Linked DNA regions of Homo sapiens: region 2 is linked to region 1. Evidence: chromatin loops called from intact Hi-C (ENCODE). Cell type or tissue: endothelial cell of umbilical vein. All regions are shown on one strand. Each heading gives the region's core, and the rest is flanking DNA. Links, peaks and the distances in the headings are about the cores only.

Region 1 (15,948 bases), core at 4,748-7,247:
TCCAACTGTGTCCAGAAAGGATTTTGAGTTTTCAATAAAAGAAATTCACAATAAGGTTATTACATAAGAAGCAAATTTAAAATGTAATTCTCATGCCAAGATGCCTTTCATAAAGCCAATACAATGCGAAAGTCCATATCTGAATAAATGTTTTTTTCTAGTTAAAGTCCATATTTGAGTTTTCTTTGTTCAAAAGATAAATATCAAATTCTGGAGCATGATCAATATGGGTTTTCCAAATCTGGCCTAACCCAACTCCCTAGTGTCCCCTCCGGCTGCAGCCACATTACTCATACTCCTCACACTTTGCTGTGCAAGTTTAGTTCTTTTTTGTTTGTTTTTTTTCTGGTTTTTGGTTTTTGGTTTTTTGAGACAGAGTTTCACTCTTATTACCCAGGCTGGAGTGCAATGGCGTGATCTCGGCTCACCGCAACCTCCGCTTCTCAGGTTCAAGTGATTCTCCTGCCTTAGCCTCCCGAGTAGCTGGGATCACAGGCATGTGCCACCACGCCCAGCTAATTTTTGTATTTTTAGTAGAGATAGGGTTTCTCCATGTTGGTCAGACTGGTCTCAAACTCCTGACCTCAGATTATCCACCCCGCTTCGGCCTCCCAAAATGCTGGGATTACAGGCATGAGCCACTGCGCCCAGTCAGCAATTTTAGTTCTTATTAAAAGCCTCCTTACCTTTATCCATGAGAAGAGAACGTACAGAAAAGAATATACTGCTGAGAGAGATAATATACAAAAGGTATAGAGGCATGACAGGCAAACAGCATTTAGAAAAATGATAAGAAATCAGGCATCAGAAGCAAGGAGTGGCAGGGAAGGACACAGACAGGGCTGTCCAGCTAAAGTGTGAAGGACATTGAAAACCCTGCTAAAGAGATTTGGAGATTATATTATGTGCCCACGGGAATCATCTGAAGAATTGAAGCTGCGGAATAATGAGATCATGTTTGTGTTTTGCCAAGAGATTAGAGTTGAAACCACAAGACAAGTTAGAAGACTATTGAAATAATCAAGATAATGATAGATGGCAGTAAGAAAGAGATGGTGGGTGTAAAGTGATTCATGGAGATATATCTGAGGATGTTGTTGGATTGTTTAATTGATTTTCATTCCTTTCTAGGTCCGAGGTAGTCTAGGAATGAATATCACCAGCTCTGTACTGGCTGCATCAGGGATCTTAATCAACACATTTAGCTTGGCGTTTTATTCATTCCATCACCCTTACTGTAACTACTATGGCAACTCAAATAATTGTCATGGGACTATGTCCATCTTAATGGTTGGTACTGCCTCTTTTCAGGGGATATTATTATAGAAGCAAGTTTGGGGAGTGCTGGCTCTGGCAAAGACAATAATTAATATTCCCTAATTGATGAATGACTTTGGGAAGTTGGAGTGATTGAGAAATAGAATAATCTTTCATTTAGGAGTTAGGTACATGTCTCATCTCTGTCTTTATTCTTCTATATATCATGAGGCAAAATGGGAAGAAAGCTTATAGTTATAGAATACCTACTCATTAATAGTTACTGTGCTGGGTATTTTGTATACATTTTTCTGTTTAATTTTAAAACATTGATGCAGTACGTACTGTTATCCCCTCTAAAAATGGGGCCCTGATGTCAGTCCCTATTCTCTAATAATGAAGTAAAATTGTCTTGAACAGTATTTTACAAGTGGTGAGTAGCTCAGTATCCTTTCCAACATCTTTGGATGTTCTTGCAAGGTTAACCACTTTTATCCTCAACATCTAGCTCCTGATAAATCTCAGTCTTCATTATGACTTTTACTACTTTTTTGTACCAATTGTTCTTATCTTAATGCTATCCTAATTGCTTTATTCTGAAAATGCCACCTACACAATATTTTGTAGGTAGTAAAACTTCTTGATATTTTGGGCCATTGGGTAATTGTGGGGAGGAAAAGTTATTGCAGCACATCACAGCAGACTAAAATGCACAATTAAATCTTTATTATTAAAAAGCCTGGCAGGGCGCAGTGGCTCACGCCTGTAATCCCAGCACTTTGGGAAGATGAGGTGGGTGGGTCACCTGAGGTCAGGAGTTCAAGACCAGCCTGGCCAACATGATGAAGCCCCGTCTCTACTAAAAATACAAAAATTAGCCAGGCATGATGGCACGTGCCTGTGATCCCAGCTACTCGGGGGGCTGAGGCAGGAGAATTGCTTGAAGCTGGGAGGCGGAGGTTGCAGTGAGCCGAGATGGACACATTGCACTCCAGCCTGGGCAACAGAGCGAGACTGCATCTCAAAAAAAAGAGAAAGCCTATTGGTCATTTTGAACACCTGCAAATTTTTTGTTACTTTCCCTCTATATGAACTTTCAGCCTTTCACCTTGCTGCTTAGTTCTCTTCCTTACCACGTTCTTCGCTTATGTAAACGTGGAAACCCAACATTCTTCCTAACTTACTAAGCAGAATCAGTTGCATTCTGTTTACTTCATTCCTAGCTAATTCTACATAGTTTTGTGGGCTATATAATCACACCAAAATAACCCCTTGAGGTGTCTTTGCTAAACTAATTTACTTCCCTTGAGATTTCTATTGCTTTTTATAGTAAGCAATTTTACTTCTTGCCACTCGCTCAAAATAAGAAAAAGCTTCTATAGAGAATTTGACAAATTCTTTCAAGGTCTTTCAGTTAGAAACTGGCAAAAGGAAGATTAGATTCTACAATTTCTTGTCTCTAATTCCCCTATTATTTGCTATTTGTATCCTGCAGAAGGACCTTACTTTTAGTTTACGAAGTTCTCTTCATTGGTAGATTTTAAGGGCACAATGATAGAGACAAAATCTGGAATTGGCCAACTTGATAGGGCTGATTTCGTGGGCATGGGACCTGTGCAGTTACTCAGGACTTCACAGTTAAAAGAGCCCTGTGCTTGATCTAATGCTCTGCTGTTGCTATCTTAAAATTGTTTTTAAAAATTTTAAACAAGAGAATCTAAATTACATAGCTGGTCCTCCATTCATCTCAATCACCTTTCCCAGAGTCCATGATGAATTCCTGTTAATTGTGTGAACATCTTTATGCCTGTTCTTATAGCAGAGGACCTCCATAAGGGCTTCCTGGGATTTGAAGTAATGGTTCTATTCTTGCCTGGGCACCTGCACAATCAGTCCACAGGTCTATATACATGCTACCTTTTTTTGGAGGCCCAGCCCTGTACCTGTTTTTGTAAATAAAGTTTCATAAATAAAGTTTAATTGAAATACAACGAAGCCCATTTGTTTACATATTGTGGAGTGCTGCTTTCGTGTTATAACAGCAGGTTTGAGTATGTGTGACAGAGACCTTATGGTCGGCAAAATCTAAAATGTACATTATCTGGCCTTTACAGAAAGCTTGCCGTCTTCTAGTCTACACTTCTAGATGGTAAAATCCTTGAAGACAGGGGAATTGTCTGTTTTGTTTGCTGCTCTATCTTCTGTGCCTACAACAATGTTGGAAACACAGAGGCCACTACAGCTGTTGAAGGCACAAGAAAATAAATAAGCAATGAATGCAAATATTCTCAAGGTCTCCTTAAGTCTGCCTCACTCATATCCTGAGCTCTTGGTCTATTGGCTCTTCTGCAACAGAGGGACTATCCCTAACCATGGAGAGAAAAAGAGAGAATATTTAAACCAGATAATCCCTGCATCAATCCGGGGGAAAATTAATAGAAATAAGTGTACTGCCCAATGTTTTCCAAATTTTGACCATGTTTCTTGGCTGAAGACTAGCCCTAAAGCCAGTGCTCTGGGCAGATGGATTAAAGACTGACCTACTTGATGTTCATTGTTGTATTAGCTTCTTATTGTTACTGTAACAAATTACTACAAATTTAGTGTCTTAAGACAACACAGTTTGGTTATCTTATGTTTCTGGAGGTTAGAAGTTCCAAGTGGGTCTCACTAGGCTAAAATCAGAGTGTTGGCAAGGCCATACTCCTTTCTGAAGGCTTAGGCAACAAAAAGTTTTATTGCCTTTTCTGGCTTCTTTAGGCTGCCTATGTTGCTTGGTTTGTCATCCCATCTTCTACCTTCAAATCAAGCGATGTAGCATCTTCAAATCTCTCTTGAACTCTATTCTGGCTCTTGCTTCCACTTATATGGATTTTATGGTTATTTTGAACCCACCTGAATAATCCAGGAAAATTCTCTTATATCAGCTAATAAGCAATCTTAATTTCATCTGCAAATTTAATCCTTTTCGCTGTTCAAAAAGAACAATGGTCCCCCAGGGAGGTCTGCATTCTAATCTCCAGAAGCTGAGGATTAGATTCTCTGCTTACAATTACTAAGATATGGAATCATAGTATTTTCTCAATGATATGAGTTTCTAGTACTCAATAGGATATGATGACAATTATCTTTATACTACCTTCCTAACTTTTTAAAGCACTTTCATCTTCCATGCCCACAATAGCACTGGGAGGTGCTGAACTAGGGAATAAATGTCTGTGATTATTTTATCAGTGAAAAAAGTGAGAAGCTACTTCAGCAGATCAAGAATTGGTCAAGGGTATGGCTGCCATTGGGAGGCAGGTTTCCTGACTCCCAGCCAGTGCTTTTTCTCTTATGACATTGTGGTTACTGGGAAATGTTTTCACTTGTCATCTCCATTTCTCACATTCCTTTGTTATGAGTTTTCTCCTAGGGTCTGGATGGCATGGTGCTCCTCCTAAGTGTGCTGGAATTCTGCATTGCTGTGTCCCTCTCTGCCTTTGGATGTAAAGTGCTCTGTTGTACCCCTGGTGGGGTGAGTATTGGCCTTCATTTGAAGATGACTGTATTAGTTTTCTATTGCTGTGTAATCGATTACACACACTTAGAGTCTTAACACAGAACACATTCATTATCTCTCAGTTTCCATGGTTCAAGAGTCTGAGCCCAGCTGAAGTATGTCCTTGACTCAGGATCTTACAAGGCTGTCATCAGGGAGTTGGCTGGGGCTGTGGCCTTGCTTGGAGCTTCTGATTCTCTTCCATACTAATGTGGTGGAATTCATTTCCTCTCAGTTGGAGAACTCATGACAATGTATTTTATCTTTGAAATCAGCCGGTTGCTAATGCTTTAATCCTCTCACAAAGGGTTCACATGAACGGATGAGGTCCATTCAGAATAATGCCTTTCTTGATAAACTGAAAGTCAACTAGTTAGTACCTACACACAGGACTTGTATCTCATCCTATACACAGGTTCCATCCACACTTGAGAGAAGGGAATCACAAGGGTTCAGTGAGTGTCACCTTAGAACTCTGCCTCGCACAGTAGCTACATAAAAGCTCTTTTTCCCCTTCCTTTCTCCCTCGAAGTGCATAACCTCTGAATCCAGATATGAGGATATTTCACAATGAAGAGGTCCCCAAAAAGTATTTTATTTTATTCCATTATCCTATTACAACAACTTTTCCTGGTATATTTCCATGAAATATCATGATCTCAGACTTCTCTATCAGTCTGTGCCCACCTGCCCACTCTTTTACCCTGAGACCTGCAGCTGATGCTGCTCCTGGCAGCTAAACCCAAAGAATGTCACACAGAGAGAGGAAAGCAGGGAATGGAAGGAAAGAAGAGACCAAGAAAGAAGCTCTAGGAAGAATGGGGAGGGATATCCTCCAAGAGTTGAAGGTTCCAGAATGAGGAAATGGATAGTAAAACCCCAACAGCTACTCATTAGCTTCATTACCCAAAGGCCCACAGGCAGACAAAACCAACAGCCAAATAATAAAATAATCATAGTTTGATGAGACGGTTCTTCTGGTGCCCTTCTCCATCATTTTGCACCTCTTTGTCTTCTTTTGAGGTTCCCAGGCCTTCCTCACAGAAGAGTGGGGGTTCCACATCCCACTCCCCCACAGCCCTTCCTCACAGAAGAGAGATTGACTATAGCACATTAACTCTAATAGTGGGTTTTTGCATTGTAAAACCTGAGAAGGGAGAGATTCTCAGCAATTACCAATGATTTTATAATTTCATTGAGTAAAGCTTTTTATTTTCATTGAGTGAAACGTTTGGACATGGAGGCAAACTCTTTCGTAAGTTTCATGTCATAATATTTAAGCTTGTGTTCCCTTCAGCTCTTAGCATAGGTGCTGGGGAATGTTGTTTTCTAATCTCCTGATGTGAATTCAGAAAAGCAGTGGTTTTGGGGCATATGATAGCTAGGTCTCTATCTCTTCCTGTTCTTCCACCAACCCTATGTCACACTGACTTTGTGGAAGAATAACCAGAACTCTTCTTAGTTTTGTGATGTGTGGGCCAGTGTGGTTTTTGCAATGTATTATTCATAACTAGCAAATCATGATTTGGGTATGTTGATGTCATCAGCATGAACAACCTGGTTTGGAAGAAGAGCCCCATATTTTTCATAACACCTTGGTTTACCCAACGTACTGTGCACTGTCATCCACACGTAATATTGATCCACTTGCGAGACCAGAGCAGTGGTCATCAGCAGCTCAGGTCAAGAGCTATCACTGAATGTTGTGTCCTAAATCAGGCCTGATCAAGAGAGTGACTGAGAAACCCCACATACTTGATCTTGAGAATGAATCAGAGAAGAAAAGAGTAAACTCTGATAATGATGACTTTATGTGGGCAGGAAAGGGGCACTCTGAGGTGATTTGGGTGACTCACCTTTGGCATTCTGATTGTTTCACAGGTTGTGTTAATTCTGCCATCACATTCTCACATGGCAGAAACAGCATCTCCCACACCACTTAATGAGGTTTGAGGCCACCAAAAGATCAACAGACAAATGCTCCAGAAATCTATGCTGACTGTGACACAAGAGCCTCACATGAGAAATTACCAGTATCCAACTTCGATACTGATAGACTTGTTGATATTATTATTATATGTAATCCAATTATGAACTGTGTGTGTATAGAGAGATAATAAATTCAAAATTATGTTCTCATTTTTTTCCCTGGAACTCAATAACTCATTTCACTGGCTCTTTATCGAGAGTACTAGAAGTTAAATTAATAAATAATGCATTTAATGAGGCAACAGCACTTGAAAGTTTTTCATTCATCATAAGAACTTTATATAAAGGCATTACATTGGCAAATAAGGTTTGGAAGCAGAAGAGCAAAAAAAAGATATTGTTAAAATGAGGCCTCCATGCAAAACACATACTTCCCTCCCATTTATTTAACTTTTTTTTTCTCCTACCTATGGGGACCAAAGTGCTTTTTCCTTCAGGAAGTGGAGATGCATGGCCATCTCCCCCTCCCTTTTTCCTTCTCCTGCTTTTCTTTCCCCATAGAAAGTACCTTGAAGTAGCACAGCCCGTCCTTGCATGTGCACGAGCTATCATTTGAGTAAAAGTATACATGGAGTAAAAATCATATTAAGCATCAGATTCAACTTATATTTTCTATTTCATCTTCTTCCTTTCCCTTCTCCCACCTTCTACTGGGCATAATTATATCTTAATCATATATGGAAATGTGCAACATATGGTATTTGTTAAATACGTTTGTTTTTATTGCAGAGCAAAAATAAATCAAATTAGAAGCAATACTTTCATGTGCTACCTACTTCCTTTTCAGATGCAATATGGTGGAAAGAGACTAAGCGTTGATGTCAAAAATACAGTATGGTGGTAAATAATGTGGGTTTTCTAAACAGACAACCCTGGGTTTTCATCTTGCTATCCCATCTTTGTTGTTTACTACTTATGTAGCTATGAAGATGCCACAAAATTTCTCTGTGCTTCATATTTCTTTTTAGGAAGGTAGTAATAATATTGTCTGGCCCATACACCTATGATAATTACTTGGTATAACAAAGGTAGAAAAACCAGGACTCTGACTGGTACATATGGAGCCACGAAAGTTTTAATTAATATATATACATGTATATATGTAAATAGATATGTATTAGATATATATATCAATTTATCATTTTATTCAGCATATATCTGTAAAGTATCTGTAATGAGGCAGACATTGTTTTAAGCATATAAGAAAATAGTGGTAAGAGAGATAATATCTTATATATATAAGATAATAGTGGTGAATAAGAGAGAGAACATCCTTCCTCTCTTGTAGGTTAAAACTTTTATGGGACAGGACATAGATTAACATATAAACAATCAAAACCTTTTTATATGTTGTTAGAAGCTAACTGGAAGAATTAATGTGCTAGAGAGTGGCTGCTGTAGTGGTGGTGAGAGATGAGTCATTAGAATGTACCCAGGAAAGTTTTTTTTTTGAGGAAGTGATATTTTCATTATGATAAGATAAAAATTATTGAATTTGCACGGATATTCGTATTTTCCAATTCAGTATATAGTATTTCTAGATTTCTCATTCTGCCCTACACTCACATATCTATTGTATCCACCTTTCTCCATGCACGCTTTTCATGGGAATGTAAGTCCCTCCTTCTATCAGTGCTAACCTGTCTACTTTCTCCAGCTCCAGGGATGGATAAGGTGTGGTAAAAGTCAGTTAAGACATTCTATCTTCTTGGTTGAAAGTTGGAAGGTAATTAGCAAGAACCACCAAATAGAACTTAATACTATTGCTTTTCTTTCTTTTTTTTTTTGAATTTTTTTTTTTTTTTTTTTTGAGACGGAGTCTCGCTCTGTCGCCCAGGCTGGAGTGCAGTGGCGCTATGTCGGCTCACTGCAAGCTCTGCCTCCCCGGTTCACGCCATTCTCCTGCCTCAGCCTCCCGAGTAGCTGGGACTGTATACAAGCGCCCGCCACCGCGCCCGGCTAATTTTTTATATTTTTAGTAGAGACGGGGTTTCACCGTGTTAGCCAGGATGGTGTCTCGATCTCCTGACCTCGTGATCCGCCCGCCTCGGCCTCCCAAAGTGCTGGGATTACAGGCGTGAGCCCCCGCGCCCGGCCAACTGTTAATATTTTACCATGTCATAAAGAGATATTGGTCTATGTATGTACCTAATTCCAATCTTTTAATTATTGTGTATGTACTGATATCCTACTTGTTTTATTTCTTCAATATTGTATTAATACTTGGCAGATTTTGTACTCGGCATTTATTCCCCATTTGTTCTGATAATGATGGCCTGATTTCCTCCAAAAAATCACCATTATCTAACTCTTAATTTATGTACAAGGGTGGAGCTCACCCAACCCCCAATTTCAGGAGTTGACCTGTGTCCTACATCTGGGAAGTGGCAGAATTACATCAACTCAGCTAGAGTGAAGTTCTTTGGTAGCCTTGTGACCTAGGAAAAAACAATTGTGTGAATGACTGACACATTTCCAATCAAAATTAATCTCATCATTTTCACTTCACTGACCAAGAAATGGTCTCCCCATCTTTCCTCTTTCCTGTTGGGTTTGGAGCTGTGAGGACGTAAGTTTGCTGCCATCAGCAGCCCCGTGACAGACAGATGCTCACAGACAAAAGCAGAACTGAGAAGTTCCAAGTGAACGATCAGACCCTAATGTAATTCTTTTGAGTCTCCAAGTCAAGTTTTACCCGGAGTTGGCCCAACCCCTGGGGTTTTAAATATATAAAGACAAGGAAAGAGATTTATTCAGATAGTGCAATAACTGGGCAAAATCCTTCAACGGCTTCCTCTCTAATTCAGAATAAAAGCCAAAGCTCATATAAATCCTACATAGTCCTTACATCACGTGATTCTTTGTTGTTTCTTGGATTTTTAAAATATCCTGACTTATATCCTGATATATTGCTTTGAGATTGTTTAAAATGGTAAGAGAGTGCCTTCTCTTGGTGATAATTAGTGCATACATAATTTTTTTAACACTTACATAAGCAACCTAAGATTAGTGCATTTTTAGTTGTAAAAAGTTCATGCAAATATTTTGTGCTATTAGTGCAAGATATTATGATTCCAACTTTTAGACAAGACTACCTGCACTTGTTTCATGTCATGTGATTTGAAATTTATTCTTCATTTGGTTATTCTTGGTTTTATCTATATGTGATTAGAAAGCAGTAGGAAAATGTCCATGAGACTTTGTCTCCTTTTGCTACTTTTACAATAAAAATAATTATTGTTTCATAGGTTTTTGTTTTTTTTTTTGAGAGAGGGTCTGGCTCTGTTGCACAGGCTGGAGTGCATTAGAACCTCTGCCTCCTGGACTTAAGCCATCCTCCCACCTCAGCCTCCTAAGTAAATGGGACTACAGGTGTGCACCACCACACCCAGCTACTTTTTCTATTTTTTGTAGAGACAGTGTTTCACCATGTTGCCCAGTTTGATTCCCTGTCTGCTTAATGATTGCAAGAGGCTCCCCTGCTGGGTTGAAGTTGGGCCAAGAATTGCCTTAGTAGTGGTTGATACGGTTGGGATGGTATGGTTAAAGTTGAACTCATCATTGAGGGAAGCATCTTGGGACCGCACTTCGCCTTGTAAATAATTGGAAAAAAAAAGTTATAAGGTCTTGAGTATATAAAGTGATATTATTGATAACTTCTAACTATAAGTAGTCCAAGCTCTTCAGGTAGATGCAAGATATCTGTGACTAAAAATGATTTTTTTAAAAAATTTGAATCCAGTATTTTTGGGTTTTTTTTTTGTCTTAGACTCACTGAGGCAAAATGAAGGCTTCACGCTAAGTTAAATTTGTGTTATCAAATATTTCTGTCCCCTTTCTCCTCTAAAATCTAATTTCTCTTCTCTACCAGTCCTAAATATCAAAGATTATAAGAAAAGTAAGGATAATTAAAGATTAAAGAATATTGAGGCTTGTGTATTTTTTCAGTCAATGATAAAGAAACGGGCGATCAATAATAAGCAACTGGTAAGTGTACTATAATCAGCATTGCTACAAAAACTGCTATCTATTGAGAAAACATGCATCCAACTATTAAAAGTAATTTATATTTATAAAATCAAATTAAACCCACTCGTAAATGTAAGAGAAGTCTCAAAGGGCTCATTGTTATAACAGTTATAATAGGTATTTTTACATTTGAGGTTGTAAAATGATAATACTGTATGCAAAGTTAGAGGCAAATCAACAGTTCTAACAGTGATGTGTTACACTTACATTACTCAGTAAATTGGATTATAGAGCATGGAACAATTTGGGGAAGAATCATCTCGGGTGTTCCCACTGACCATTAGAAATCTGTAGTTTATCTTAAATTAACTATTTTTAAAATTTGCCATTTTCCACAACTCTTACTTTTCCTGATTCTGAGTCCTGATCCCATAAACTTGCAATACTCTATGGAAAGGATTTCAAGAGAGACATACTTTTATCTTTAATAAAAACATGAATTAAACCAGAAGGAAGGAAATAAAGAGTTGAAGCCCACTGCTGTGGCTGCTGAAGTAATAGATGCATTTTATCTTAATACTTGACTAGAAATTTCCTGTATCTTCATTTTGTATCTTATTATGAATCTTCATCATTAAAATGTATGATAGCTTTATGGTAGGTCTTGAAATCAGGTAGCATATGTCTCATATTATTTTTCTTCATTAACAAAATTGATTTAGTCAAAGTCTTTAATTATTTCATGTACATTTTGGAATTACTTCGTCAACTTTATGCAATCCAAAAAGACCTTCTTGGATTTTGATTAAGAAGGTATTGAGTCTATAGGTCTATAAGGGAAAATTGCCAACTTAACAATATTGAGTTTTCTAATCCATTAACAGAATATACCTTTTCCTTTATTTATTTATTATTTTTATTTATTTATATTTTTTTGAGATGGAGTCTCGCTCTGTCACCCAGGCTGTAGCGCAATGGTGTAATCTTGGCTTACTACAACCCCTACACCTCCTGGGTTCAAGTGATTCTCTCACCTCAGCCTCCAGGTACCTGGGATTACAGGCACACGCCACCACGCTAGGCTAATTTTTTGCATTCTTTTAGTAGAGATGGGGTTTCACCATGTTAACCAGGCTAGTCTTGAACTCCGTAAATGCACAGCTTAGTGTTAGAAAACAAATTTAGAATACTTCCCTGCAGATTTCTGGACCTCTGTCTCTGCATAGCTATCCCCTTTATGGTTCTCTTCTCACTAATTATAGCTGTCTCACTGCCCTCAAATTCTGGTTTTTGTCTTCTGAATTTGGCAATATCAGAATGGATCCCTCTCCCTGACCATGGTCTGGAAAGTTTCTTCATGCAGAAAACCAGAGCAATTATTATATTCACATTTGTTTTCATTTTTTCAGTGTTGAAAGTCCGGCACTGTTTCCCAATGTCTGGAAGCAGTTGTGCTTAATTTTTTTCCGGTTTTATTTATGATATAAAAAAATTTTTGAGACAAGCTCTAACTCTAACACCCAGGTTTGAGTGCAATGGTGCAATCATAGCTCACTGCAGCCTCAAAATACTGAGCTCAAGGGATTCTCCAACTTCAGCCTCCCAAAGTGCTGGGATCAAAGGTATGGGCCACTGTGACCAGCGCAGTTTTCTAACTGACCAGAGTGGAAGATTAAGTCTGGTTCTATCATAATTGGAAGAGCTGAGTTTCAACTTTAAAAAGATGATCATAGGCTGGGCATGGTGGCTCACGCCTGTAATTCCAGCACTTTGGGAAGTCGAGGGGGGCGGATCACTTCAGGTCAGGAGTTCAAGACCAGCCTGACCAACATGGTGAAACCTCGTCTCTACTAAAAAATACAAAACTTAGTTGAGCATGGTGGTGCGCGCCTGTAATCCCAGCTACTTGGGAGGCTTGGCAGGAGAATTGCTTGAACCCGGGAGGAGGAGGTTGTAGCGAGCCAAGATTATGCCACTGCATTCCAGCCTGGGCCACAGAGTGAGACTCCATCTCAAAAAAAAAGCTCATGAACACAGATGTTAGCATTTTTATTTCATTTGTTTATATTTAAAATCGATTTAAGCATGTCAACATATGTAACTTAATAAAATTAATACTTATAATTTAAAATATTCAAGCAGAAAATTGAAGTATTGTCCTTTTCATATGCTGATATTTTAGTCACCTTAATTGGGTTTCATAAGAAGCAACTATTAAAAGACACTAGCATGTTGCAATTATTTTTTATTTAAATTAATTTGTGTTATTTTGCAATGTTTTATATAGTAATATCCAGACAGTTTTAATATACACTCAAAAGTTTTGTTTTCACACAACATAAATATAGGAAACACAATGAGACAAAGCTATACAAATTCCAGGGAAAATATTTAAATCTTTGAATTTATTAAAATATGTCTCTCAGTTTGAATTTTGAGTTTACTGTAGGAAAACACAGAAATGATGTGTAAAGTAACTTCCTTTTGATTGCCTGGTGGATAGAAAAACAAAAAACAACTAAATTTGAGATATGGTTTGAACAGAGCTGATGATGCATTTGTTTTCCTGTTTGAATCTCCTCAAGATCAGCAATTTGTTTTTTTACTGACTAAGGTTTGTTCAGATTGCTACTGCTCATATGATTCCCAGGAACTTAAGTACTTTCGAGTAACTGTGTGAGGCTGATAACACTAGATTTAAAAAAAATTTGTCTTCAATAAGTACACTCTTTCCAGCAGAGGAAGCAGTTCAGAAAGTTCTTTGTGGTTTCCCCTCTGGATCTTTCTATCATCAATTTCAGCAAAAGGTGGTATTTTTCTTTTAATAAAAGGTCAAGACCGCTTGTTTTAATCCTTCTCAGACTCCAGGTACAGCTTAACCAGATATAGCCTGTAACTTGCTCCCATCTCTTGAATGCATGCTTTCAGCTTGGCCAGGAGGGGCTGGACATCAAAAGGAGGAGAGTCACAGTCTGGATGGGGCTCAGGAACCTCACAGTGCTGTATAAGCCAGCTATCATCTAGGGGGGTTCTTTTCCCCTTAAGCCAGCAGCAAAATGCTTCAACCCTTGTCAATTACTTTCAGTAACTGATTCTTTTGTCTTGTTTTTTTTCTACTTAGTATTCTCTCCCATATTTAGAGAATACTGAAAGCATTCCCGTTTTACCTCTAACTCTGAAGCCACAGAAACTGTGCCCATAACAGGGTTGCTAAATGGCCTAAATGACATATATGCAAATATATATACACAAACACACATGTGTATGGAATATATATGTTTGTATATTATTTGAAAATATATTTAAATAACTTGCATATTACATATAAATTTATATATATTTCATATCCATATATGCATATACTTTTTCTCATACATTATAAAACTCTGGCAACATCTACATGTAACATATGAGTCTTTATTTGTTTTGCTGACAAAGATTATCTTTCCCAGAATCTGGATTAGAAAATTTAGTTATTTAGTATTTGGTTGTTATTATTTCAATATTTTGATTTAATTTATTTTGGAACAGAAATTAGCCTGCAAATTCTGCAAATTTTTCTTAGAAATGTATCATATGCATAAATTTGTTTTAGCTGACCTAGAAAACGGAGGGCTTATATTTCCCTTTTTATTTTTCTATATAAAAGATATTTGATTTAAGAAGAAAATCAGTTCGAAGTCTTTGTAAATCTGATATATTCTCTTTTCCCAATTGTATTGCCCAAGTCAGAGTCTATTATTTTCCACAGGCAGATATTTGAAAGGACTTAACAAATACCACAGAAGGTACTCACATAAGGCTTTTATCTAAAGGCAGAGAGTACAATGCAGCAAGAGAGAGAGGGCAAGCACTGGAGACATTCCAAGCAGTACAAGACATTCCAGATAGTACAAGCTCCCCATAGACCTAACCAGACACATGAACCATGCCAGTTTCTGACTTGAACTGCCCAGATCTATGCAAGAAACTCTCTATATCCCATTAAGTAGTAGTCAAGCTTGTCAAACTCATTAGGCTAGTTGCAAGTCATTAGCAAAGAAACTGACCTTGGGGCTTGCCAAGAGAGTTTAAAATTATTCTAAACTGCATATTATAAATTCTAATGGTCTTATCTTGACCAAGAGCCAAAATTCATACATTCAGGCATCCCCAGGATTAAGACAGAGCTCTTAAGTACCTCTGTAAATTAACTCTATCTCACAATATCTTCATTCAACAAATATTTATTGAGCATCTACTACATTCCAGGTACTACTGGGAATATAGAGTGAACTAACTGAACTGTCTATGACCTCATGGAGCTGACATTCTAGTTTCGTTCTACAGTTATCCTTTAGAAGGCAGTTTTAGCACATTCAATGCGAGTTCTCAGTTAAAAGTGAAAATGAAAACTTGGCATAGTTTCTAAACTTTAATTTTTTTATCATTAGCCTCTTCTCATCATACTGAAACCTCACTGACTTGCAAACTTGAGAGGAAATATACATATTTAATTTAATCTCTGAGTTTTTTGGTTGTGTGTTACTTAGCAAAATAACACAAAACTGAAGAGAAGTCAAACTTACAAAAAATGCATGCCATATGATTTCATTAATTAAAAGATCATGCCAGTGAAACTAATCACAGGTATTAGAGGTCGAGATGGTGATTACTTTTGGGGTATAGTGGCTGGAAGGGAGCAAAGGGGCTATATACCTTCTTAGTACTTGCTATTTTCCAATTTTTAATTAGGAAATAGGAACACACATGTCTTTACTTTTTGATAATTCATTGAGCTGTACATTTATGATTTATGTCCTTTATGTGCTCTTCCAACTAAAACATTGGCAGTAAATCCCTGTCTCAGATCCTGTTTTCTAGTGAACCCAGACAGAGGGTGCTTGAGCTGACATCTACTATATTCCAGGCACTACTGGAAGTATAGAGTGAACTAATTGGGCTATCTGTGACCTCATGGAGCTGACATTCTAGTTTCATTCTAGAGTTGCCATTTAGGAGGCAGTTTTAGCACATTCAGTGTGAGTTTTGAGTTAATAGTGAAAATGAAAAGTTGGCATAGTCCCTAAACTTTATTTTTTTTCCTTATTGTTAGCCTCTTTTCACCATAATGAAACCTCACTGACCTACAAACTTAAGAGGAATAATACAGATTTAATTTAATCCCTGAGTTTTTTGGTTGTGTGTTGCCC
Region 2 (15,948 bases), core at 6,474-8,973, 840 kb after region 1:
CTCCCACCTCAGCCTCCTAAGTAAACCGGACTACAGGCATGTGCCGCCACACCCAGCTAATTTTTTCAAATGTTTTGTAAAGATGGGGTCTCACTATTTGATCCAGGTTGGTCTCAAACTCCTGTACTCAAGTAATCCTCCCGCCTTGACCTCCCAAAGTGCTGGGATAACAGGTGTGAGCCACCACACCCAGAAGAGAAATTTTTAAAATACAAGAATACACAAACACTACCTTCCATTAGCTGCCAGAATGATGACATGATCATGGGTCATGCAGCCTCTGAAAACTGCACTGTACACTCATGCAAGAAAAGAGAGTGAAGAAAGAAAATAATGTCTCAGAATGATTATGAAAACTACTCTAACCTCATGGATGGCCTGAAAGGGTCTCTGGAAACCTCCAGGAGTCCCCCTGAAACACACTTTGAGAGCCACTGGTCTAGAGGTTAAGAGATGAGACTCTAAGGGGTGGGGGGAGGGGGGGAGGGGTAGCATTGGGAGATATACCTAATGCTAGATGACGAGTTAGTGGGTGCAGCGCACCAGCATGGCACATGTATACATATGTAACTAACCTGCACAATGTGCACATGTACCCTAAAACTTAAAGTATAATAAAAAAAAAAAAAGAATAGCTAAAAAAAAAAAAAAAAAAAAAAAAGAGATGAGACTCTGGGGCCAGACTGCCTCGGTATGAACCCATCTCTGCCACTTACTGTGTCATCTAACCCCTTTGTGCCTCAGTTTCTCAATCTGTAAAACAGAGCGGCGTGCGGAACACAGTAAGTACCACTAAGCATTTGCTGCTATGAGGACCCTGGCAACCATCTTAGACAGTGGGCGTCAATATCACCCCCACCTCACAGGGGAGGCTGGGAGAGGTGACGTTACTTGCCCAAGGTCATGCAGTTTGGAATGAAAATGCCTTTTCAGGTCCAGGGATTCTCAACATGTGCCTCATGGAGTCCCTGAGTCCTAAAATCCTCCTCCAGACCTAGAACTCTAGAATCTCCAGGATTCTTAATTTTTTTTTTTTTTTTTTTTTTTTTTTTTTTTTTAGATGGAGTCTTGTGCTGTCGCCCAGGCTGGAGTGCAGTGGCACAATCTCAGCTCACTGTAACCTCTACCTCCCGGGTTCAAGCAATTCTCCTGCCTCAGCCTCTTGAGGATTACAGGTGCCTGACACTAGCCTGGCTAATTTTTGTATTTTTAGTAGAGATGGGGGTTTCACCATGTTGGCCAAGCTGATCTTGAACTCCTGACCTCAAGTGATCCACCTGCCTCAGTGCTGGGATTACAGGTGTGAGCCATTGTGCCCAGCCAATTCTTTTTTTTTTCTGAGATGGAGTTTCGCTCTTGTTGCCCAGGCTGGAGTGCAATGGCACAATCTTGGCTCACGGCAACCTCCGCTTCCCGGGTTCAAGTGATTCTCCGGCCTCAGCCTCCCCAGTAGCTGGGATTACAGGCGTGCAACACCATGCCCAGCTAATTTTGTATTTTTAGTAGAGACAGAGTTTCTCCATGTTGGTCAGGCTGGTCTCGAACTCCTGACCTCAAATGATCCACCTGCCTCAGCCTCCCAAAGTGCTGGGATTACAGGCGTGAGCGACCACGCCCGGCCGATTCTTAATTTTTTTTTTTTTTTTTTGAGACGGAGTCTGGCTCTGTCGCCCAGGCTGGGGTGCAATGGCGCGATCTTGGCTCACTGCAAGCTCCGCCTTCCTGGGTTGACGCCATTCTCCTGCCTCAGCCTCCCGAGTAGCTGGGACTACAGGAGCCACCACCACGCCCGGCTAATTTTTTTATATTTTTAGTAGACACGGGGTTTCACCGTGCTAGCCAGAATGGTCTCGATCTCCTGACCTGGTGATCCACCCACCTCGGCCTCCCAAAGTGCTGGGATTACAGGCGTGAGCCACCGCACCCAGCCAATTCTTAATTTTTAATGAAGTTTTCATTTTAACTAGGCTACCTGGGTCTGACTAGTTTGGCATCTATTATCTTATTTTCCCCTTTCCCCAACACTCTGGGGGAACTCAGGGGGAGGCAACCCCATCTGACAGAGGAAAAGCAAAGACCCCAGGGGAGGAAGGGCCTTGTCACCCAGTCACCGCAGAAGCAGGAGGAGAACGCAGGCAGTGTTTTTTCTATAGGGTGAGCCCCCCCAGGACCCCAAGGGCACTTCCTAAGGCTTGGCTCTGTGTGGGCACGGCGGGACAGGTGACACCCAGGTGCACAAGACAGGGGTCTTCATGCCAGGATTTAGGCTTCAGATTTGCAGTGACGTGACAATGCACATCACAGAGGGAGGCAGCGTCACATACGGTCAAGACCAAGAGGCGGAACGTCACGGCCACAGCTCATGAGACGAGTGCCCAAGCTCTGGCCAGCTCGGCAGGGGAGATTCATGTGAAAACAGTGCCTGCCACGATGTCAAGCTTCTAACGGGCCAGGAGTCCCCCCTACACGGAGGCTGAGTCTGGGAAGGAGACCGGAGGCCTCCACCAAGCTGCTACCTCCTCTGCTCATGGGGCTCCCATTTCAGAAGGCACTGCTGGCATGTGCCAGACAAACATGTCCCAAATGAGGAGTGCTCAGGACCTTACTCCCAACTTTGCCAAATAGCTGGAGGCCAGATGTTCGTTTTGGGACTCAACTTTCCTTATCTGTAAAATGGGCAAACAAACCCTTACATGGCTCTTTTCTTCTGAAATCAAAGCCCTCTGTACTATCACACTGGTCTTTAATTGAAACAATAAATAAAGAGATCAAAGCCCTCTGTAAACTCTCCCGTTAATTTACATAACCTCTCTAGTATGTAAAGCCAGCATGAGCTTAAGTGCCTCCTATTTCAGAGATAAAATGAATCCCAGAAAGAAGCAGGAAGGACACTGCCCCACTGTGCGGGTGTTTTCATCTCACCAACATCTTTGCCCCACCTGCTCGGCAGGCCCATCAGAGGGGTGCAGTGAGGATAAGGTGTTTAGCCATAAGGCCCGAGATCCAGAGATTAGGAGCCCACGCAAGCACGCCAATTATCCCATCCCTCCCTGTCCCTGCCTCCGGGTTGGGGACGCCCACCTCACCGCCCTCATACAGCATCTCAGGCTGGGCAGGCAAGTGCCACCTTGTGGGGTTTACCACAGCATCACCCACCCCTGGAAATGACAGGTCCCTTTCTCTCACCAATGCCACAGCCATCACCTGCTCCTCAGAGCCATCAGCGAGGCTGGAAGCAGCAAGCACTTCCCTGGGTCCCTAATATGGAGAAGGGAGAACAGGAAACTCTTTTGCCCACAGCCCACAGAGCTGCTAAGAAGGTGCCCTTGAAGCTTGGTCATCCACTGCTGGTGGTGTCTGACTCCATCACCCAACGCAAGGGACAAGTCCAAAGTGACACTTCTCAGAGTGACCCCAGCCACCGCATATGTCTCAAAGTAGAGAACTAGGGGGTTCCTGAGATGTCCTTCGGGGACCCAGAGTCCATGGGCTTTTGTTTCTGGAGGGTGTGACGAGTCCAACTACCTGGGCCCCTCAGTACCAGAGCCCTGGCCCAGAGCCCCTCCCCCTGCCAAGATGCCCGGGAGGATGCAGCACTGCTCTAGTGACCCCCAGGGTTTGCTGCGCACGAGTAGGGAGTTGTTGAGGGTGAGAATAAATCGACCCCTTGAAGACAAGGAGAATGTCTCACTCATCTTCGTCAACCCAAGCCCAGCAGACTGGCTGTCAGATAGCTCACAATAACGTTTGCCCAAAAAGTGATGGAGACAGGAAGGAGAGAACAAGTCACTGAAGACGTGGGGACAGAGAACGGGCATTCTTCCCCTTACCCCCGCCTGCTCGCATTTCTCCACTCCCTTAATGAATCAATACTTATGAAGCAATTGCATTTGCCAAGAATACTGTGAGACCCACATCAAAGGAGGAAGGATAAATGGGGGCAGCAGGATGTGAGCAAATATTTGGGGGGTTCTTACTATGAGCCAGACATGGCATTCACAGGTAAGAGCTGATCCTAACTCTCAAGTAACTCAGTTTCATTTTAAAAAGTCAAAAATACTCACAATAATTCATCATGAATACAGATGAGAGCAGCGTAACAGAGGCAGAGACCAACAGAGTGAGGAGGAGAGATGGGCCGCTCTGTGGGCCTGGAAAGCTTGGCCACAGGGGCCTGCGCATGCCATGCCAGGAGCAGCACAGCCCAGGCGGGAGCCACTGCAGATCCAAGGGGCTGGGAGGGGAGGAGGAGGGAGGGCTGCGGGGCAGGCGGCTGCACAGGTTCACAGGTACAGCAGAAAACACCTTTTCTGGGGTGATATCATCAACTCGAAAGTGATCTGGCTGGGAGGGAACAAGGTGAGAAAGCTATGCGTGAGCCAGTCTGCGTTCCTTGCACAGAGAAGAGGAACAGTGCCCCTGGTTCCTCACTACCAGCCCCTGAGAAGGAAGAACACTTGCTTTTGTTTTTTCCTTTTGCTTTTTAAAGTTGTCTCTCTGCAGTTTTCACCCCCACCAGAGGTCCCAACCCCAGTGGCCTACAAAGGCCAGGCTGGTAGTAGGAGGCCAAGCGACAGGCAGAGTGTGTATGGCTGGAAAGCGGCCCTGGTGATTCTAGGCCCCTCCTGCAGCCTTGCCAGCTTTCCCAGACCCATCAGCTCTCCAAAGGGAAGCCAGAAATCTACATCTAGGTGCATCTTCCCATTTTTAAATTTCAACTCAAAGTTGTGAGAAACTGGGTGGGCCATCAAAACCCACAATTCAGGTGTGACCTGAATTGATGCCATATCCTCTATGGGAGACAAGTGCAAGGGTACAGATCACAGAAAAGGGGGTGGGGCAGAGGGGAGAGGTGATAAAGACATCCCACAAGAATCCTGGAGCCCCACCATTTGCCACAATGCACTGAAAGGAGGTTGGGGTGGGGGCACAGGCTGAACTCGCTGGAGCTTTGCTATCAGAACCAAGGAAGCAGCATTTCTGGGTGCAGCCGGACCAGCCAACTGGCACCTGTTGCTTTGATCTCTGGTCTCAACTTCTTTCCATTACTTTATATCTTGACTAAATCGATCCCACAGGTCTTGAGCACAGGGTACACGATCTGGTAAAAGATAGCACAGGGCCAGTGGATTTACGCCAAAGGCAGCGCCACGTCCCCAGCAAGGAGGCCACAGAACTTCCTAGCAGACCGGGGTGGAAGGGGAACTCTGGGGAGGGTTCAAACTTGGGGCAGCCTTCCAGATCTGTTTTTATCGGGGAAAAAAAAAGTCATGCAATGATGGTTTTCCTCAACAAGCTAATCAGCTCAAAAACAAATCGTTTCCACTGATCAGAGATCCTTTCCAAGGATAACCTTCAACAAAAAAAAAAAAGCTGGACTGCAAAATGCAGCATTTTCTAGACAGTGAGGGCACTGAGATGAGAGTGTGGCATGCCAGCCCTAGAGACAACTTGCACTGCCCCTCACCCCTTGCCGCTAAGTGGTTCATGCCAACTCTCCCCCCAGATTGTGTGTCTGGACAGAATTCTGTCCTGTGCAGACATGGAATTTGAAAACAGATGCCTTGAGTTTGTGCTTTGGCTCCACAGCTCTTTAACTGTGTGACCTTAATCAAGTCCTTTAACCTTGGTTTCCTTAATGGGGCACCATGATGATAATCCCACCTTAGGGGTTGCTGTGTGGCTCAGATAAGCGAACAGCCCAAAAAGAGCTTTGCAAACTCCTGAGCACTGAACAAATATAAATTATTCCACCTCCTGGCGTTACTCCTGCAACCCCTGGGCTGCAATCTTGTGTCAAGTGAAATGGCTGCTGAGATCGTGCAGGAGGATTCCAGCCTCCACCAGCTCCAGCACCTGGGAGCTGAAGCACGGCTCCCAGCACTCCCCTCGCCTTACCAGACAACACTTACTTGCCAGTGACCTCTAGCCCGAAATCACACTGCAAGAAGAGCTGTGACGTCCCTTGGTTTCTTACAAATTCCCCACATCCACCTATGGTACCAGAAGAAGCTGTTACCAGGGCAACTTGCAAAGTCCAACCTGCACATGTTAAAAAGGAACTGGCCCCATCTTACCCCGTATGTCAGAAACACCTGCTGTTGCCTTAGAAACCTTCCTAATCATGCTGCTGAATGAGGAAATATTTGCAGGCCTAATCTGGTTTTCTTTTCCCGGAATGATTCCAGCTGTGCGTCCAAGTACCAGACTCTTTTGTTTCCTGACTTCCCACAGGAGGTTAAAAAAAAAAAAAAAAAAATCAAATCATCAAGTTCTTCTCACCTGATCCAAAGCAGCACTGAACTGACTTTCCCCACAAGTGGAAAAGTTACAGTGTAAACCATGGAGAGGAAGGCGTTTTTAGTTTTCATTTTTTTGCGTTTTTAGTTTTCTTTTTTTTCTTTTAAGAGATGAAGGACTCGCTCTGTCACTCTGTTGCCCAGGCTAGAGTGCAGGGACGCAAAAGTAGCTCACTTCACAGCCTCAAACTCTTGGGCTCAAGCAATCCACCTCACTTCCCAAGTAGCTGGGAGTCCAGGCCTGTGCCACTGCCCCCAGATGGCTTTCATCCTTTCTAAGGAATTGCTGGGGTTGGGGCTGGGTTGGGGTTGGAGATTCCTCCCACCCACCAGGGATAAATAGTTAAGACTACGTGAAGAGGGGCCAGGCGCGGTGGCTCACGCCTGTAATCCCAGCACTTTGGGAGGCCAAGGCGGGCGGACCACGAGGTCAGGAGATCAAGACCATCCTAGCTAACATGGTGAAACCCCATATTTATCTACTAAAAATACAAAAAAGTTAGCTGGGCGTGGTGGCACACGCCTGTAGTCCCAGCTACTCAGGAGGCTGAGGCAGGAGAATGGCGTGAACCCAGGAGACGGAGCTTGCAGTGAGCCGAGATCGCGCCACTGCATCCCAGCCTCGGCGACAGAGCGAGACTCCATCTCAAAGTAAACAAACAAACAAAAAAGACTAAGTGAAGAGGCTTTGGAGATAAAAACTCCTAGATTTCAATCCCATCCTGACCTTTCACTAGCTATATCACCATGGGCACATTATTCAGCCTTTCTCTGTTTCTCATTTGTAAAATGGGGCTAATACTACCAACATCATGGGGTTGTAAGGATTAAATGAGAATTAAACAAGACCACCAAGCAGCAGGTCTGGCACCAGGCAGTATTAATTCCCACTCCCTCACAACTTATTGTTAGGAAATGCTGCCTGTCAACTGTGCCAGGCGGCCAGCTAGGTCTAGAACCAGAGGACTCTGAAAGAGCTGATCCTGGACGGAAGCAAAGGATGTGGCTCCAAACAAGCTCCAAACCAATCTAGACAAGAGTCCTCAAACATAAGCATACATAGGGGGAATGTACAATCTCTCATAGGGAAATTGCTTCATGAAGGAAACTGTCATCTTTACATAAATATTTACATAACAACTGAATGCTCCTCAATCCACTGAAAAACTCCATCTGACCCCCCTTTGTCCAGAGGCAGGGCCGTCAAGTGAGAAGACTCAAGAATAATAAGCCCATTCACTGTGCCAAATGGTGGGAGGCACCCAGAGTGGCAGAAGACTTCAGGAAATTAAGCCACTCAGCCGGCTGGGAGGCTCTATCAGCACGCGGCAGGCTGCAGAGCCCAGCACTCACACCCTGCCCCCTAGGTCGCTGGCTTGGCTTTGCTGACCCAGTCCGTCCCCTAAAGGGACTCCTCCCGAACCTGCTGAACCTCCACACACACCTGCATTCCAGCATTCCTAGATCTCCACTCCTCTCACTCTTCAACCAGACTTTCCCCCCAGCTTCCGTTTCTATCAGTGACTTCAGCTCCTGGCCCTGACTTCCAGGTCAGCTCAGACATGTGGGTCCCCCCCACCCCTGATGTCCAATCACCAAGTTTTAGCTAGTCAGTGTTCCAAAGGCTCTCACACACACCCATCCCTGCCCTATGCAGGCTGCAAACTAGTCTTCCCATCTCCAGGGTCTCTTTCTCACAACCATCCCACCAGGCTCCCCGGATGAATGTGTCCTATCATGCTGCTTCCCTAAGGCTGGCTGTCTTGCCCCCCTCCTCCCCTCACCGCCCCCACCTGTCAATGGGTGGCGGCGGGAGGGGTCAAGTAGCCTAACCAGTCTGGACAAGACACCTCCCTCCTCTGCCCATTTGCCCAGTTTGGCCTAATCCTGTCACTTTCAACCTTTTTCAAAGGAGTTTTGTTTTTTTTTTTTCCAAACAGAACATTTAATCCAAACCCTACTGCACAGAACACTTCACAACACATATGCTCTGGGCAAACAGGTCGGGGGGAGCCCTGTTCTCACAGCTCAGTTTCCCCCTTGACCTAGAGTTGGCCCCTGAGACCACCGCCCTAACCCCCTACCCCGCTGCTCCCAACCCTCACCAGCCCCTCCCCTGGTCCCCTCCTCCACTCCCTTTCAGCTGTGATGTCTTGCCAGCAGCGTAGAGTGTGGGGAGTCATCAAACCAGGCCTTACCGCCTCCTGCCCAGTTGCCCTCCAGAGCCTCACTGTTCCATCAGTGTCAGGAACTGTGACAGGCCCTGCGTCTGAGGTTTAGAGGCTGCTCACAGTCCAGAGGCTGGCCCGGGTGTTCCGTACACAGCAACTAAGGTAATCCTCACCGCTCCTAAGCTGCTGTCCATCCTCAGGCTTTTCTCATTTTAAATAGGAGAAAACTGAAGTTCTGTGCCTGCCCACAGTTTCCCAGGGAGGAAACGCAGAGCCTGAACTGCAACAGAGCCCGTCCAGCTTCACGGCCCACGCGCCTCACTGTGCTCGGCTGCCTCGATCAAGTCTATCTACATCCACAGAACACCAGGCCTGGCTCTGGGGACCAACTTCATCAATGGTCATCGGTACGGATATCTTCAACTAGACCCCTGAAGAGTAGGATCTGTTCTATCTTGTTCAGAACCCAGCATGATGCTGTCCTAACAAATACTAAAGTGGTAACTACTCTCCTTCACCAGCCCTCAGACTAAAGTCCAAACAGATGTACCGGCCCAGGAGCCCCGGCAGCACAGGAGCAGTGCCTCCTTTGAAACTCAGCTCTGCAGGGGAGACCCAGGGATTAAAGGCTCTGAATCTGTAAGGCAGACAGCCCTGCACTCTTGCTTACTGTCTGGGGAGACCTTGGGTGGGTAATTTAAAATCTCTGTGCCTCAGTGTCTTCTATAAGATGGAGCTTTTGTAAGGAGGAATTGAGTTTCATGCCTAGAAAGTCTAAAGTCTGGCTCTCAGGCAGGGATCAATAAACAGTCGCTCGTGATTTCTATCACTGTGGCTGAGGGCAGACACTCAGCCCATTCTTACTTCTGCAACTCAAGCACTTCCCGTGTCAACGCAGGACAGAGAATTTAAGATTCCTCCAGAGCTGGCATCAGTCAACAGAGGAACATAACTCCAAAGGCTGGATGTAATCAGACCAACAGCATTCAGCGTCAATCAAAATGACGGCCAAGAAACAGGTGATTTAATAGGTAGCCGGTTTTTGAAACTTTCTGACAGTAAAGCCAAGCCACTCGGCAAGGCCTCTTCTTTCTTTGGCCCATGACTGACTTGAAAAGGAAAACATACTGACTTCACACCAACTTCCACTTGTATCTCCTTTGTCCCTACTGTTCAGATGACTCGGAAAGGATTTCAATCTGCAGCTGTCCATCCTCCCCCAGCCCACTTCTAATCTGCACAGAGCAAGCTGAGCAAGTGGATTTAACTGTCCCTTTAAGGAGGGATCAAGAGGAAGGTCAAGGCAAAGGACAAACATCCAGGAGTGTGCACCGGTCATGCAAGGTGTGTCTGTTCAAAGCCCAAGATGATAAGACCGCTGTACTCACTGAGGTTTGGCCATCCTACGCTGACATAAAGTGGGGCAGCTGCAGACCCTACCCCTGCCAGTGATAAGCCAGACCCAGAACTTCCGGGTCCAGTGGAATCATCCACAGGCAGACAGGTATAGCCACAGAAAAAGAGAAACCAAGCCAGGGCCTTCTCAAATCAATTCTTGACTCAGGCAGGAATCCACGAAGGCCATTATCAAACAAAGGGTGGCAAAGCTGTATCCATGACCACACTGAGCTCTGGACTCATTTTCATCCTTGTACAGAAAGTCTGCCCTAAGCCCGCCTTGGCCCTCTCCAGCCCTCTTCTACACCCCCCAGTAACCTCGAGAGAACACTATCAGAGCTCCCATGGCCCTCCCATGGCTCCCCAGCATTTGGTATTATGTTCCAAATCTTGTGCTCCTCAGCTTGGTATACAACGCCTTGTATCAGCTGACCCCGAGCCTCTATTTCTCCATGGGTTGCTCACTCCATCCCAACTCTTTCTGTTCTACCTACTAGTCCCAGAACAAAAACCACACTTCCAGTCACTTGACATATATTGATCTCTAAACAGCAGTAAGACAGGGATCCTGCCCGGCAAGGAATTCGCAGCACAGGCTTCTCCGCCTTTGCTCTTGCTCTCCACTCTGCCTGGAATACTCTTTCCTACACTTTCCCCATGTAGAAAATGCCTGCTCCATCCCTCAAAAGCCAGCAACTCTCTAAAGCTTTCCTTGCTTCTTCCTCCCAAAGAGTTCATCCTGCCTTCCATGGTACTCTGTACACAGCACATAGCATTTCTTATTTAGGAATCAGCATGCTTCTCCAGCAAGAGTGTGAGCTCCCCAAGGGCACAGCCCATGTCGTGTTTGTTTCTGCATCCCAGCGCCTAGGTCAACACTGGGCACATATAAGGTGATATGGTTTGGCTCGGTGCCCCTGCCCAAATCTCATCTTGAATTGTAATCCTCATAATCCCCACAGGTGGAGGGAGGGACCTAGTGGGAGGTGATTAGATCATGGGGGCGGTTCCCCCATGCTGTTCTCGTGACAGTGAATGAGGTCTCATGAGCTATGATGGTTTTATAAGTGTTTGACAGTTTATCCTACAGACACTGTCTCACCTGCCGCCATTAAGACGAACGCACTTCACCTTCTGCCATGATTGTAACTTTCCTGAGGCCTCCCAAACATGCAGAAGTGTGAGTCAATTAAACCTCTTTCCTTTATTAGTTACCCAGTCTTGGGCAGTTCTTTTTATTATAGCAGTGTGAAAAAACGGACTAATACACCAGGCATCCAAGGAATGCTGACTGGACAGGGACTTCCACTTTTGGCTAATGTGGAGGGAGAGGCACTAGATTTATTCTCCTGCCACAAAAAACTAAAAAGCCAGACAAAGCCAAACAAAACACATAAAATGATAGTTTGTAAACACTGGACATCAGACAGCACAGACCCCTGACAGTGGGAAACAACCAAGGTGAGTGCTATAGCTGCTCCAAGTTACTCCTAGAGGGACTCCGGGCCCAAGACACAGGCAGTGGAGGAGAGGAATTCACACTCCAGGGAGGCCAGGGTAGCCAGAGTTCACAGGGCAGAGTACCAGAGAGGAAAGGGCCACACAGAGAACCCAGAAACCTACAGAGGGTCCCCCTCCAGTTCTCAGCTGGTACTGATCTATACCAGTCCAAGGCAACAATCCTTGGAGCTCAAACTGAAACAGAAATAGTCTTGCGTGCCCACCAGCCACAGTGGAAAAACCTCATCATTCACAGGACATTGGTAAAGCACTAAGGACAGAATTGCCTTGGTAGTGAGGAAAAATCAGGCCTGGGCCTAAGGCTGTTCTGATTCCAACTAACAAACCTTGAGAGCAGCTTTAAAGAATCAAACTGTTCCCAAGTAACTTAACAGTGTCCTAAAACAATGCCAGGAACATTTCTAGAAATACAAAAATATCCAGCACCCCACAAGGTAAAATTCACAACATCTGATATACAATAAAAATTACCAGACATACAAAGAATCAAGAAAATAAGACTCATAATGAGGGAAGCAATAGAAACAGACCCAAAAAATACACAGATAATGGAATTAGTAGGCAAGGACATTAAAACAGTTCCTAAAACTATATTCCATATGTTCAAGAAGCTAAAAGAAAGATTAAGCATGTTAGAGACAGGGAAGATATTTAAAAGACCCAAATCAAACTTCTAGAGATGAAAACTACAATGTCTGTGATAAAAAGTATACTGAAAGGTAATATCAGCAGATTAGACAATGCAGAAGAGACCAGTGAATTTGAAGAAAGAGCAATAGAAACTAACCAGAACAAACCACAGAGAGAAAAGAAAAAGGGACTACTGGGAAAAATGAATGATCAGAGAGCTATGGAGCAACCTCTAGCACCCTTACATACATGTAACTGGAGTCCCCGAAAGAGAGGAAAGAGAAAAGGGAATAAAAAAAATATTTGCAGAGTTACTGACTGAAAAATTTCCAAATCTGATGAAAGCTATAAACCCACAAATCCAAAAAACTCAATGAACCCAAGCACAAAACACACAAAGAAAATTACACTACACAAAAGCACATCATCATTACATTGTTTAAACTCAGTTAGAAAAGCAGTTAGGGCCAGGCACAGTGGCTCACACCTGCAATCTCAGCACTTTGGAAGGCCGAGGTGGGAGGATCGCTTGAGCCCAGGAGTTTTCGACCACCCTGGGCAACATAGTGAGACCCTGTCTCTACAAAAAATAAAAAATTTGCCTGGCATGGTGGCACACACCTGTGGTCCCAACTACTTGGGAGGCTGAAGTGGGAGGATCCCTCGAGCCCAGAAGTTTGAAGCTGCAGTGAGCTATGATCACGCCACTGCACTCTGGCCTGGATGACAGAGTGAGACTCTGTCTCCAAAAAAAAAAAAAAGGCGGGGGGACAGGGAGAAAGAAAAGCAGTTATAAGGAGAAAAGATACATTACAAACAGAAGAGCAAAAAATAAAAATAAACAGACCAGGTGTGGTGGCTCATGCTTGTAATCTCATCACTTTGGGAAGCTGATGCCGTAGGATCACTTGAGGCCAGGAAGTCAAGACCAGCCTGAGCAACATAGCAAGACCCTATCTCTACAAAAATAAAGAATAATCATTAAAAAACAACTACCCAGGCATGGTGATACACACCTGTAGTCTTAGCTACTAGGGACCCTGAGGTGGGAGGATCACTTGAGCCCAGAAGTTTGAGGCCACAGTGAGCTATGATCACGCCACTGCACTCTGGCCTGGATGACAGAGTGAGATTCTGCCTCTTAAAAAGCAAGAAGAAAAAAGGAAAGAAAAATAGCAGACTACTGATATGAAACAATGCAAGCAAAAGACACTGGAACATCTTTAAAGCACTGAAAAAAAAAATAGTTAATCCAGAATTCTATACAGGGAAAATGCCTTCCAAAAACAAAGCCAAAATAAAGACTTCTCTAGACACCCAAAAGCTGAAAGAATCCATCACTAACAGACCAGCACCACAAGAAATGTTAAAAGGATGTCCTCAAGTCAGAAGGAACATGAAACAAGATAGAAATGTGGATCTACATGAAGGAATAAAGAGCACCAAAAATGTTAAACGAACAAGTAAATATAAAAGAACTTTACATTTTCATCTCCTTAAAAAATAATTGACTATTTAAAGCAAAAATAACAATGTGTTGTGGGATTTATGGCACGTGTAGAAGTAAAACAGGTGACAACAATACAAAGTCCAGGAGGAAGGAAATGAAAGTAAACTATTGCAAGATTCTTACACTAAAGTGGTATAATATCGCTTGAAGATAGGCTGTAGCAAATTAAAGATGCATACTATATACCTTAAAGCAACCACTAAAAAGTGTTCGAATTAATGAACCAACAAAGGAAACAAAGTGGAATCATAAAAATTATTCGATCCCAAAGAAGTCATAAAAAAGGAAAAAGGGAACAAAGCACATGGGACAAATTGAAAACAAATAGCAAGAAGGTAGATTTAAACTCAACCATATCAATAACCACATTAAATCTAAATAGTCTTAACACCCCAATTAAAATGCAGCTTGTGAGATTGGATTAAAAAGCAACCCCCGGCCAGGTGCAGTTGTTCACGCCTGTAAACCCAGCACTTTGGGAGGGGTGGGTAGATAACTTAAGGTCAGGAGTTCAAGACCAGCCTAGCCAACATGGTGAAATCCCGTCTCTACTAAAAATACCAAAAAATTAGCTGGGCATGGTAGGCACACGCCTGTAATCCCAGCTCTCAGGAAGCTGAGGCATGAGAATCATTTGAACCCAGGAGGAGGCAGTTGCAGTGAGTCAAGATCACACCACTGTACTCCAGCCTGGGCAACAGAAGGAGACTCTGTCTCAAAAAAAAACAAAAACAAAAACACCACCCATCTATATGCTGCCTACAAGAAGCCCACTTTCAATATAAAGACACAAATTGTTTAGAAGTAAAAAACTTTTTAAGAGATATACCGTAATTTTTAAATCCTCTATTTTTAAAAACTGTTTTATACGTAACAAAATTTACCATTTTAATCATTTTTAAGTATACAGTTCTTTCACATTAAGTACATTTACTTTGTCATACAACCATCACCACCATTCCTCTCCAGAAGATTTTCATCACCCTAAACTGAAATTCTGCACCCATTAAGCACTAACTTCCCATTCTCCTTTTCTCCCGTCTTCTGGCAACCACCATTCCACTTTCTGTCTCTACGAATTGGACTACTCTAGGAACCTCATGTAAGAGGAATCCAACAATATTTGTTCTTTTGTGACTGGCAGGTTTCACTTAGGATAATGTCTTCAAGGTTCACCTGTATTACAGGATGTATCAAACGTTCTTTCCTTTTTAAGACTGAATAATATTCTATCTAATACATATAACACATTTTGTTTATCCATTCACCTGTCCATGGACGCTTGAATGGCTCCCAACTTTTTGGCTATTGTAAATAATGCTGCTACAAACATGGGTATACAAATACTTGTTCAAGTGTCTGCTTTCCCTTATTTTCGTATATACCCAGAAGTGGAATTGCTAGATGATATGGCAATTCTATGTTTAATTTTTTGAGGAACTGCCATACTATTTGCCACTGGCTATACCATTTTACATTCCCACCAGAAAAGCACAAGCGTTTCAATTTCTCTACATCCTTGTCAACACTTATTATTTACTGTTGTTGTTTTTTTTCAATAGCCATCCTAATGGGTGAAGTGGTAGCTCACTGTGGTATTGATTTGCATTCCATAATGACTAGTGATGTTGAGCATCTTTTCATGTGCTTATTGGTCATTTGTGTATCTTCTTTGAAGAAATATCTATTCAAGTCCTTCACCCACTTTTGAATCGGGTTGTTTTTTGTTGTTGGGTAGTAGAAGTTCTTTACATACTCTGGAAATCAATTCCTAACACTATTTTTTTAAAGCTGAATTAGCTATACTAATATCAGACAAAGTAGATTTCAGAGCAAAGACTATTTCCGGGGGCTAAAAGGGTCTTTTCATGATCAATGATACAGCTTGGATATTTGTCTCCTCCAAATCCGTTAAAATTTGATTTCCAATGTTGGAGGTAGGGCCTAGTGAGACATGTTTAGGTCACAGGACAGATCCCTCATGAATGGCTTGGTGCCCTCCCACAGTAATGAGCTCTTGCTCTCTTAGTTCACATGAGAGCTGGCTGCTTAAAAGGGCCTGGCATCTCTCTTGCTCCCTCTGTGGCTGTGTGACACACCTGTTCCCCTTTCACCTTCTGAGACGAGTAAAAGCTTCCTGAGTCCTCACCAGAAGCAGATGCTGGTACTATGCTTCTTGTACAGCCTGTAGAACCGTGAGCCAAATGAATCTCTTTTCTTTATAAATTATCCAGCTTCAGGTATTCCTTTATAGCAATGCAAAACAGACTAATGCAATACAATAAAGAAGGTCAATTCATACACGGAATATAATACTCATAAAGGTTTATGCAATTAACAGCAGAGCTTCAAAACATGTGAAACACAAATTGATAAAACTACAAGGGGAAATGGACGAATCCACAATTACAATCAGAAG

The links. Peaks named below come from ENCODE experiments on the same cell type or tissue, not always from the same donor. Only the 100,000 strongest peaks of a DNase experiment are listed, where the experiment ranks them.
Region 2: it touches region 1 in a loop (13-fold over the local background); 1 of 110 quality-filtered maps calls a loop at or near these places.

The regions. Positions count from the first base shown.
Region 1 is chr11:60,301,428-60,317,375 of GRCh38, forward strand. It overlaps MS4A4A (membrane spanning 4-domains A4A), which reads left to right. Exons shown (of 7, transcript NM_148975.3): 5 at 1,132-1,290; 6 at 4,673-4,774; 7 at 6,680-7,543. The coding sequence ends at 6,751. Among named protein-coding and RNA genes, the nearest start is that of MS4A6E, 18 kb to the right of the region's middle. RefSeq lists a silencer at 15,098-15,157. In endothelial cell of umbilical vein, for the core only: no CTCF peak of the experiment used is centred there; no DNase peak of the experiment used is centred there; H3K27ac peaks cover 585 bases.
Region 2 is chr11:61,142,339-61,158,286 of GRCh38, forward strand. All of the region lies in intron 1 of VPS37C (VPS37C subunit of ESCRT-I), which reads right to left. Among named protein-coding and RNA genes, the nearest start is that of VPS37C, 11 kb to the right of the region's middle. In endothelial cell of umbilical vein, for the core only: no CTCF peak of the experiment used is centred there; a DNase peak (open chromatin) is centred at 7,463.